3 separate regions of the Homo sapiens genome follow, and regions 1 and 3 are each linked to region 2. Evidence: chromatin contacts called from ENCODE Hi-C or POLR2A ChIA-PET data. All regions are on one chromosome and are shown on one strand. Each heading gives the region's core, a stretch centred on a gene start or an enhancer-like site at or near the end of the contact. The rest is flanking DNA. Distances are from core to core; before and after follow the strand shown. Region 1 overlaps LOC105376626 (a long non-coding RNA gene). Region 2 holds the start of LMO2 (LIM domain only 2). Region 3 overlaps SLC1A2 (solute carrier family 1 member 2).

Region 1 (4,132 bases), core at 1,139-3,638, 1.1 Mb before region 2:
TGAAATCATGCATTCACAGAACTTATGGAAGCTTTCAAGTGGAAATGTCTTTACTCTTTAAAAAAAAAAAAAAAGCTCAAGTAATGCCCTAATCATCTCTTATTATTGTTTGTATCTGCAGGATTTGGAAACTGCTCAGGAAAACAACTGGATTCCTAATAATCCCTGAACAATTCTTTTTTTTTTTCTTTTCCTGTGGACATTAGCCTTTTAATTTTTCCACAAGGAATTCTGGGCCAATTTAACTAATAAATAATAACAGAATTTTCTAAGTGCATGGTACTTTTGCTTTATCTGATTTCATGGCTTTCCTGTTCCATGACAACCCACTGTCTTTTCCCTCACATGTATGTTTTATGATGGTTTTTTCAGGCATTTGAAAAAGCTTTAACACTTTCACTCAAGCTAAGACACCTCAATTTTCATTAGTGACTTTATTGTCCAGGAGGTGTTACAGAGACTACCAAATAGTTTCAAAATTACTTGCTCAGTCACGATGCCCACAGTTGACTCTCAGCCTAGCAAAAGAGAAGAAAAGAAGTTCTTGTGTTTACTGTCCTGAACATACCCTTATGCTAGTATGCAATCTCCTCAGGTCCCCTCAATTAGGGTCACATTTCCGTTTTACAGTGATAATGCAAGAGACTCTGGGTACTGTTCAATGAATATAGGTTTAATGTAATATATGTATTTCTGCAAATATATATATATATATAAATGAGGATTTTGTAAGCACCATTTAAAATTACCTGAGGGGCATTTTCTAAGTAACTGTGAGTCTTTTTGTAAAGCAAAAGCCCTTTTAAAAAATAACATCATTCCTTATTTCATGTGTTCTAAGTTCAGGTTTTCATGGACTAATTTCAAAAAATGATGGAGGCCACCATTCTTTTTCATTTGTTGAGTAAGCTTTACACCAACACAAGAGGCCATCACGCTTTGCCCTTAAGCTTTACTTAACAACGATATTTGAGCATGTGGGCTACTGAGACAGAAAAGTTCCCCCATGAGTCAGCAGCCAGCCCCAGCAAAAGATTTCATGGTCCCAACTAACTAGCCCACAGCCTTTCATATTCAGTTCTGCTTTCTCAGTGGTCTCTAGGAGTCTAATTTCTGGTTAGGAACTGAGAAATTGGGTTGATTTCCACTTCCGTAGGATAGCAAGATATCCGCAGGATGTCAAGGGGGCTGGGCCAGTACCCCAAGTTAGCAGTAGTGAAAAAAGTGGCTGAGCCCCAGGATCTAGAGCACATGAACTCTTTCCCACCTCAAACCCCCATTCCACCCTCTACCCCATGAGGTCCCAAAGGAGATGAGCAGAGAACAAGACCTGGCAAAGAGAGGTTGTTAATGGAGCTCCGACCTCAAACCCTGATGTCTCACCTTAGACTCATTTCCAGGAGTGGGGCCCTGGGTTTCATATTTTAAAAAGCATGGCATATTGGCGTATGTCTCCCCCGACCCCCACCACCACTGCCATTGGAATGCCTAAGGCCAGTGGTGTGCTGAAGCTGGCTTGTACCAGCTCGTGAGAGCTGATTGTTAAACTTTTAAGAACTTTGCAAGCTGATTATTAAACACAGCTATTACTGAAAGCTAAATTATATAAGCTTAGGATTCAATAAATTATACCGGAAGCAAAGATAATAAATACCCAAAGCTCACCACTTCCTATTCATTTACTATTATCTATGTTCTTGAGGTTTTTACCTCTATTGTATCTTTAATGGTGGAAATACTATGTAATAATGGAGAGCTATGCATCTCTTCCTAATTCTACACTCAGTAACATTACATTGGAAGCTTGAAATCAGAGCATTTATACCACCGAAATCAGCAAATACTACAAATCAGGGATTGATTTATTGTGGATTGTCTCTAGACTTAAGAAAATAATAGAGAAAAATGTAAATAATGCAGATTAAACTTAAAAATGTCATGTTTGTAGTTGGTACACTATGAATAGCACAAAATTTGAGAAAATATTCCAGTATTTGAAAATTATCTGATTCAGTAGAGAAAGTACTCTCTTCATGGACAAACATGTAAACTTCTGTGTCACTGTTGTTTTAACTTTTATCTTATTCTTTTGTGTAAAGGAAAATGTCAACCAACATTTAGGTCAGTAACCTACTTATTCATCAACTGCAATCATAGTTTGGCTGCAAATAAAAGCGTTCTATAAAATCAGGTAAAGCATTCCGTGATAACATACAATAAGGAGTATTGTATGTTCTATAGTTCTTAGTAAGTCATATATTTTACTCCTTGTAAATCAGTAAAATTTATAACAGACTTATAATTGGTTATATATCCATATGCATTTCTTCTCCAAAGAGCTGGTTGTTAAACATTTACCGGCACACCACTGCTTAAGCCAAGAACAGAAACAGGTTAAACAGCCTCCTGGGCTTCTATCCCATAGGTTCACACCCTTATCTCAGCCCTTTAGTTTACCATTCTCCTGTCAAGAAGAAAACAAAGAATAGAAACCTTTGTACAATTAAATCAAAAGGAAAAGAAATATTCCCTAAGATCTAAGGCAGATAATTTAATCTGCCTAATCCAGCCCTTCCTAAGAAGGCTGCCTCTCAAGTAGGAATGGCTTGAGGCTGATGTGACCACACCTGCCATGTGGAAAAGCTGAGAGCAATAATAACAGATGGCAGACTTGGCACTGTAGCCTAATAAATATTCTCCCTTTTAATGAGTCCACATCAGATGGCTCCTTGGGGGCAATGGGGGAGAAGCAGGGAACAAAAGCAGTTTCTCTTGCTTCCTGGTCGGATCTCGTACATGTTTGGGGGTACATAACAAAAGATCAGTGAGCATTTCTGCCTTCCACCAAATGGAGTACACATGAACATCACAGCTTTGCGTACAATTACTTTAAAATCATCAATACTTGTATTTGAAAACATCTTTGTAGACTTGGAACCAACCCAAATGCCCATCAATAATAGACTGGATAAAGAAAATGTGGCACATATACACCATGGAATACTTTGCAGCCACAAAAAAGGATGAGTTCATGTCCTTTGCAGGGACTTGGATGAAGCTGGAAACCAGCATTCTCAGCAAACTAACACAGGAACAGAAAACCAAATACGGCATGTTCTCACTCATAAGTGGGAGTTGAACAATGAGAACACATGAACGCAGGGAGGGGAACATCACACACCAGGGCCTGTTGGGGGGTGGGGGGCTAGGGGAGGGATAGCATTAGGAGAAATACCTAATGTAGATGACAGGTTGATGGGTGTGGCAAACCAACATGGCAAGTGTATACATATGTAACAAACCTGAACGTTCTGCACGTGTATCCCAGAACTTAAAGTATAATAAAACAACAAGAACAACAAAAAAGAAAATCTTTGTAAAGTGAAATAAAACCCAAATACCAGACAAATACATGGAATCTTGAAAAATCCTGTTACTCAATGGTGTTGTTTGGTCTTTAGGCCAATGCTAATAATCAACACTAACCACTAAGGAGTGTCCTTCAGTGCAGGAAAAAAAAATGCAGTGAAACTTTACATTTTCTTTTTAAATGGCCAGCTCTGTCTCTCATCAAATCAGATGACTGACTGACCATATTATTCTTGAGCTCCTGTGCACGTACCTATTCAATTTTTCTACATACTTCCACGAAATTTATGTTCTATATTTTTCATGAAACATACCATGAGTATTTTCCATGTTGTTAGTCTTATTCCCCCCTGCATGTTCTCCTTAATAATTTTTCTCTTGAAAAAAGCAAAAGTCCACCAAATATCTGTTATCTGAGTATCATAAGGTAGAAACCTTAGGTAAAAAGTCATTCCCCAATTAAAGGGAGTGCAATTTTTCATTTATGAAAAAACACAACTGGGGGATATTTTTAAAAGGAGGCTTCAGGTTAGTTGCTTTTGAATGTCTTATTTACCGTATCATAAAAAATAAATATACAAGATGACTTATCTGGTCTCCAAATAAGAAATGAGTCAATGCTACGAGCATAAAATGTTCACATATCCACCCACCATAAAAGGGAAACTGGCCTCAGAACATTTTACAAAAAAGCATAATGTTATGGGCTAGTCTTGACAAATAGTGCTTTTACTTAATCGAGTATGTTTTTGACAGCTAGGCA
Region 2 (3,549 bases), core at 225-2,724:
GCACATGTAAGAGAAAGAAATGAACTGGATATCATTAGACATTGAGAAAGGGAGTCTGCAAGCTAGCAATGTATCTTCGGCCTTTTTGATTTACACGTGTTTATTTATGAGTACCTACTGTGTGCCAGGCATGATGCTTGGTGCTGCCAATTCAAAGAGAAATAAGACACCTCCTTGCAAAGTGAGAAGGCAGAACTAGATTCAGATTCACCTAGATTTCAACTCTTGTGCTCAGGCCACCACCACCACCATGGAAACAATTTTGCTTGACTCTCCCGGCGCAGCCGCGGCAGGCGTGTGTGTTGTCAGACACTGCAGGAAGAGTGATGGCCTGGGTGTTGACAGGCTCCTAATTGGAAGGTAGGAGGTGCCACCAGAGATCAGCTATAAAAGATATCTTTGGACTGGGGTGGGCTGCTAATGCTTGGAAGAGACTTGTGGGTGAGGCCCGGTGAGCTGTCACCTCGGAATTGGGCCTTGCCCAGCAGACAGACATGCATGCGGGGGAGGTAGCTGACAGACAGGGGCGCATGGGGAAGCAGCCATTCCAGAGAACTGCAACAGCAGATTGCAAACCAGGACTTCAGGACTCAGAGGGGGACAAGGAAAGGAGAGCCTATAGTGGCCCCAAAGCCCAGGGTCAGAGGCAGGGCCAGGAGAGCAGCTGACAAGAGCTTTATGGTAAGGACAAAAGAGAAGACAGCCGGAGTCTCCTTTTATTCAGCTCATAAAGACCCAACTTCTGTGCACTTATAACTGTTCAGACCCTGAGGGGTTCAAAAAAAGAACCGTGTTAGGAGAATTCAATATTTAATTAAGAGATGATCAGATCCGTGCACCGAAATTATTGCTGGGTAAGACAATACTGTGTGTGTTACATAGCATTGGAACTTAGGAAAGCTCTTTCCTTGTGTTGTTTAATTTAATCCACTCAACAACCCTGCAAAGTGGGTACCATTGTCCCTGTTTTTTATGAATGAGGGGGTGAGGTGCTGAGAAGCTGTGTACGTTATTTGAGTTTGTCTGGCTAGTCAGTGGCTGAGCCAAGTTCCAATCCAGGTCATGTGAGCCTCTGAACTTTCTGATAAAACCTGCAGACCCCCTTAACTGGGATAATATAGTCATGCATTAAGCAAGAAGGAGAAGTAAATACAGGCTGATGGTGTAGGGGAGAAATTCAAAGGGAGAAGGCCTAGGAGGGAGAGGGAGCTATGTGTGAACAGAACCAAAGATGGCCTCTGGGAATTGGAAGGTCTCTTGGAATTCGTCCAAACTGAGGATCACAAGTCTCCACATTCTGAGTAGGAGGATGAGGGTCTGAGTTAGGATTTGGGTCCTGCAGGGCTTGCTAAGGAATCCCCTGATGGCCTAGGATTCCACGCAGAGCACATCTGGTGTGAGAGAGCTCGCTGCAAGGGTGAAGGCTCCGCCCTATCAGATAGACAACCAGGCCACCAAGAGGCCCAGCCCTCCAAACCCTGGATTTGCAACATCCTCAAAGAACAGCAACGGGCCTTGAGCAGAATTGAGAAGGAAATACCCCCACCTGCCCTCAGCCGTTAAGTGGGCTTTGCTATTCACAAGGGCCTCTGGGTGTCCTGGCAGAGAGGGGAGATGGCACAGGCACCAGGTGCTAGGGTGCCAGGGCCTCCCGAGAAGGAACAGGTGCAAAGCAGGCAATTAGCCCAGAAGGTATCCGTGGGGCAGGCAGCCTAGATCTGATGGGGGAAGCCACCAGGATTACATCATCTGCTGGTGAGTAGGCTTCATTAATTCTCTGATGAATGGACGATTGCAAGGGAACTTTTTTCATCTTCAAGGAGCCAGAAGAAGTGGTGATTAAATTGGTCTTTTAAAATAAAAAGACTCCAAAGGGGTACAAGTCTTCAAGCTTCCCCTGTGGTGTTCCGGGCACTCTGGCTTCTCTTTCGGAGGGAGGAAGAGCATCTATTCATAGGCTGTGACTTGGAGAGGCCCCACGGTGAGTCAGGCGCTTGCTGTGTGAGCCGCTGGTTGCTAATGTCTTCGGGAACTGCTAATTTACCCATCTAATTTGTTCCTGTACACTGGCCACAAAGGGAGACCACTCAATTATTCTGATCCAAAAGAGAGGCTTGTGTTTACCATGATCTCCCCAGCAACTGTGTGAGTGTGTGTGCATGTGTGTGTGTGTGTGTGTGTGTGTGTGTGTGTGTGTGTGTGTTTGCCTAACAACCTTAGGCAATGACGAAGAGGTGGGGCTGCTGCCCTTGTTAGCATTTTCAAACACATTCCAGTTCTGAGTTGAGGGCAAAGATTGTAATGGGGTGCTTCAGAGAAGCCTTGGCTCCCAAGGAGGTTATAACTTCAAAGGGTGTTTTTGAAAAACCAAGGCGGATGAGGAAAGTGGCTACAAGTTCCTTCCATCACAGAGGATCAATGAAGGGGAACAAAGATTTGGGAGCATCTACTTTGTGCCAGGTACTGTGCTTGGGTTTTACACGTCTTCTCTTGTTGACTTTGCATAACTCCCCTTTGAAGCAGATATTACTCCAGGTTCTTGCCGTAATGTTTCAGCTTAAAGAAAACCAACCCATACTTCTTTAGGTTGCCCTGAAAAGGTGAATCTTCTGTGAAGCCTTTTCTGTCTTTATCTGTTAAAATTAATTAAGCTCTTGTTTGTGCTCCCAGAAAATCACTTTAGACCTTAGAAAGATGGCAGCCTCAGTTTTCTCATTTGTAATATAGGGGTACCCATAGGGTCATTGTGAGAAATAATAGAAATAAATCATGGAAGTGCTTGGATAGTAGCTGGTACTTAGCCCTCATCAGTCATCATTGTCATTGTTGTTAAGAGTAATAATAATAATAATATCACTTATTATAATTACTCACCTCTAGGTTTTTAAAAAACTTACAGGCCGGGCACATTGGCTAACGCCTGTAATCTTAGCACTTTGGGAGGCCAAGGCAGGCAGATCGCCTGAGGTCAGCAGTTCAAGACCAGCTTGGGCAACATGGTGAAACCCTGTCTCTACTAAAAATATGAAAATTAGCCACGCGTGGTGGCTCATCCCTGTAATCCCAGCTACTCGGGAGGCTGAGAGAGGAGAATTGCTTGAACCCGGGAGGCGGAGGTTGCAGTGAGCCAAGATGGCACTATTGCACTCCAGCCTGGGTGACGAGAAACTCCATCTCATAAAAACAAAAACAAAAACAAAAAAACTTACATAAATTTATGGGGAACAAGTACAATTTTGTGACAAGCGTAAATTGCATAGTCTTGAAGTCAGGGCTTCTAAGGTATCTATCACCAGATTGATATCTATTGGTATCTATCACCAGATTGATATCTATTGATATCTATCACCAGATTGATATCACCACATTGTACCTATTAATTAATTTCTCATCATCCTCCCCCCACCCTTCTGAGTCTCCAGTGTATATTATTCCATACCCTAATGCCATGTGTTCACATTATTTAGCTCCCACTTATGAGTGAACAGTGTGATATTTGTCTTTCAGTGTCTGACTTTTTTAACTTAAGATAACAGCTTCCAGTTCTAC
Region 3 (3,858 bases), core at 595-3,094, 1.4 Mb before region 2:
CCCTGACAGAGGGTCCTGTGAGTCACCAGGATCCCTATCTGAAACCCAGTCCTCATGATAAGGTCCTCCAGCTGGTAAAGGTGTAACATTGAGCCACACACTAACCAAACATCTCCCTGAGAGATTCTGTTTCCATACCCTGCACTGCATGTTTCCTTCTGGAGTCTGTCCCCTTCAAAGCAGAGTATAAGAAGATGCCCTGTGGAACGGATAGTTCCAGTTAGGTTTGATTTTATGAAATCTCTTCTTCAGCAAAATCTGTCCTGACTGACTCCTTGACACAGAAGGGCCCTGACCCACAATCTTGTTCACCGCATTGAGATTCCCTGATTCCATGTTTCTTGCTGAATGACTAAATATCCCAACAGAGGGAGGTCAAGTTTCTCCCCAGCAAAAATTTTTCCCAGTTAAATGGCAAGAATGAAGAGCTGACAAATGGCTATGACATCACTCTTTGTCATAACTTGCCCCAAATTACTGCATGAGAAGCCAGTACTCTACTGGGTCTTGCCATGGGACAGTCATAAGTAGAAAACAAGATGATCCCCCAAAGAATTGCCCTTTAGAGAGCAATTCAAAGACAGGAAAATCACCCGTTGGTTGTGTCCCTGCTTCTAGCCAGATCTTCTAGAGAGCTCTAGATGCTGACCCCTTCATCTTGAAAAGCTCAGTGGAGACCTGGGTCCTAGCCTCTGCCACTTACTGGTTATGTGATCTTGATCAGGTGTATCTTAGTGGGTAAAGTAATTGTGTCTATTTCAAAGGACTGTTTTGTTTTAGTTGCAAGTGAGGGAAGCCTACCTTAGTCTGACTTAAGTGAACTAGAGAATATATCAGCTTGTTAACCAAAGAGTCTAGAGATAACTTTAGGTGTATCTGGATCTAGGAGCTAAAATCTTATTATTAGGACTGATTCTCTTTCCATATCTCCTTGTCCTCAAACAAAGGCAGGTCATTCCCTTATAAGCTCCCGGCAGCTCTGGACACATCCTAGCAGCTAAGAAACCTCAGCAAAGAAGAGCTCCTCCTTCCCACTTTTTCTAGCCAAAGTCTTAGGACTATATCTCACTGGACCAACTTGGTCCACATGATCACCCACAAATCTATGTGGTTATGAGGATAGAGTATCCTGATTCACCAGTCCTGAGATGGGCATGGGTCAGTTCCATCCAAACCATAGGGACGGGAGTTAGAAGGGGAATTGCCCTGAGAAGTCGAGAGGATAGAACCAAAAGAGTAGCAAGCAGACACTAGGGAGGCAAAAAACAACAGATTTGTTATGTAGGGTCTAAAAGAAGGGGGTCAACAAGTGTTTTCTGTAAAGGGTCAGATAAATATTTTAGGGTTTCTGTTGCAATTACTCAACTCTGCTCTTGGAGTGCAAAAGTAACCGTAGACAATAGGTAAACAATAGGCTTCGCTGTGTTCTAATAAAACCTTGTTTATAAAAATGGGCTGTTGACTGGATTTGGCCCATGGCTGTAGTTTGCCAACTCCTGATCTATGCAGATACTACAATCTTCTTGTCCCACATATTCTAGAGACCTGAACAAATAAGATCTGGCACATGCAAAGCACTTAAGAAATGCTAGTTATTATTATATTGTTATTATTTATGCTATACTAAGGATAATAACAATGATAATGTTGATGGTAATTATAATACTAATTAGATAATGAGATATGATGAATTATGAGTCATAAGTCAGCAGTGTATTCCAGGACTGTTTCTAAACTGTTGGTGGAGCTTCCCCTCCACATACTCATAGAGCTGGAAGGCAGGGGAGAGGCATCCAACTCAAACATCTCATTTTATAGATGAGTCTTAGGCTCAGATAAGAGGCAGCACATGCACAAGTTCACACAGCAAGCTGGGGCAGTTTTGGAGTTTGCAGCTGTTTCTTCTGCAACCTTAAAGGACTCTACCCTATAGGTAGAGTCTGTTTACACCTACTGGTACACCCATGGTACACCTGTTATACCATGGTACATCTAGTACATTTGAACATGCAGGTGTAGTTAGATAGATATTCCTTGAGTTTTGGATCCATACTGAGTAGTGTGGTGATACTGTTGGTAATATTCCTGAACTGGTGGAAAGACCTGATTTGTGACTAGCATGTGTTATATGACTCATGAGAACTCCCTGCTGCTGAGATGACTCAGATGTCTGTTTTACACAAAGATTACCAAACACCTCTCGCCACGTTTGAAAACAATGAATAGTTACTCACTGCCTTTCTGACTACCCTCTTTGTCACTATTTCTATTCGCTTAGCATGCTGGCAGCCATTTAAACAGCTAGTCTTCTGTTTGGCTGGATGTTGGTAGGAGGAGTCTTCTTTAATCCCCCATCAACATGGATACAGAGAGGCCTGTGGGCACTTTTCTCTGTACTCAGTGTAGACCCATTCATAAAATTCTTCATGATTCTGGCAAAACCCTCCCTGGATTTTGGTTAACCAGCAGCTCTGCAGTAGTTTAGGAGGTGGATATTTTACAACCACAACTCTTTAGCTCTTTTTTTCCCCAAATTTATTTCCAACTTTCATCACTCAGGGTCATTTACATAAATCAATGCAAATAAATATTTTTCTTGAGTTAAAAAATGTTGTGGAATCTGCTGGTCCCAAGTACTACAGAGACCTCAGTACACTGAATGGAAAATTTGGGATTTGGTTTACTGTTCTAGGCCAAGGGTCAGAAAACATTTTTCTGTAAAGGGCTAAAGAGTAAATATTTTAGGCTTCATGGGCCATATGGAAAGCCATGAGTTGCTGACCCCGGCTGTGAGTGCTTGTAATTTATAAATATAAAATTGGAGGATGGAGTATTTGAATTGGCTGCCTAGTTACTTGAGCATAGTCCTACAAACTAAAGTCTTGGATTTGGGCCAATGTAGGTTTAGCTATGTGATTCTGATGCTTACTAGGTCATTTTAGGCACATTGGTGGCCTTAGTTCCTTGTCTATAAAATGAGGATAATAATAGCACTCTATCTGTTTGTTCCTTCCTCCTACTTGCTTATAGAATTGTTGTTGTGAGGATCAAACAAAGGAAACCACTTATCTCAGAGCTAGTATGTTCCATAAATGTTGAGAGTATAATCAATACTGTTATTAATATCAAAGCCCATTGGGTGAAAGCAAGTATTCAAGAGCAAACAATTAATGAGCTGATTGGGTCACCTTCAAAGGGTTCTAGATAGAGATCATCAAGAAACCTTTTTTCCTTCTCTTTTTAATTTTAATTTTAATTTTAGTTGTGGGGTACATGTGCAGGATGTGCAGGTTTGTTACATAGGTAAACCTGTGCCATAGCGGTTTGTTGCACTTATCAACCCATCACCTAAGTATTAAGCCCAGCATGCATTAGCTATTTTTCCTAATGCTCTACCCCCACCCACCCCACCCCCTGAGAGGCCCAGTGTGTGTTGTTCCCCTCCCTGTGTCCATGTGTTCTCATTGTTCAGCTCCTACTTATAAGTGAAAACATGTGGTGTTTGGTTTTCTGTTCCTGTATTAGTTTGATGAGGATAATGGCTTCCAGCTCAATTCATGTCCCTCTGAAGGAGATGATCTTATTCCTTTTTATGGCTGCATAGTATTCCATTGTGTATTTGTACCATATAAGAAACCTTTTTTCAGCATCTTCTGTGGGAGGATGTCTGAAGAGACTGGATCAGATTTTTAACAACATTTTTTAATTTAATTTTTTAAAAATTTTATTTACTTAATTTTTTTGAGACTGGCTTATGAGACTACCTAATTTTTGTTTTTGGTAGAGACAGGGTTTCACCATGTTGCTCAGGTTGGTCTTGAACTCCTGGCCTCAAGTGATCCACCTGCCTTGGCCGCC

Evidence for each region. Hi-C counts contacts between places; a loop is a spot of excess contacts on that map. ChIA-PET counts read pairs that join two places held with the same protein, here RNA polymerase II (POLR2A). Pooled maps may share reads with other maps.
Region 1: a loop to region 2 is called in a pooled map, with 4 times the contacts of the local background. The contact joins the enhancer-like site here to the promoter of LMO2 in region 2. A Hi-C loop is called at or near these places in 1 of 37 single-sample maps with no recorded cell type and 5 of 50 pooled maps. POLR2A ChIA-PET finds 5 or more read pairs at or near these places in 1 of 52 experiments (activated CD4-positive, alpha-beta T cell).
Region 3: a pooled map shows a loop between it and region 2 (2.9-fold over the local background). The contact joins the enhancer-like site here to the promoter of LMO2 in region 2. A Hi-C loop is called at or near these places in 2 of 50 pooled maps.

What each region holds. Positions count from the first base shown.
Region 1 is chr11:35,003,843-35,007,974 of GRCh38, reverse strand. It overlaps LOC105376626 (a long non-coding RNA gene), which reads left to right. Exons shown (of 4, transcript XR_001748180.2): 4 at 1-272. Among named protein-coding and RNA genes, the nearest start is that of MIR1343, 64 kb to the right of the region's middle. Within about 2 kb of position 2,388, at least 7 of the 41 ENCODE cell types and tissues checked have a DNase peak (open chromatin) inside an H3K27ac peak, as active enhancers do.
Region 2 is chr11:33,890,001-33,893,549 of GRCh38, reverse strand. LMO2 (LIM domain only 2) reads left to right here and starts at 1,474. Exons shown (of 6, transcript NM_005574.4): 1 at 1,474-1,755. RefSeq lists an enhancer at 1,909-2,018.
Region 3 is chr11:35,335,722-35,339,579 of GRCh38, reverse strand. The region is part of intron 1 of SLC1A2 (solute carrier family 1 member 2); the gene reads left to right. Among named protein-coding and RNA genes, the nearest start is that of SLC1A2-AS1, 56 kb to the right of the region's middle. Within about 2 kb of position 1,844, at least 10 of the 41 ENCODE cell types and tissues checked have a DNase peak (open chromatin) inside an H3K27ac peak, as active enhancers do.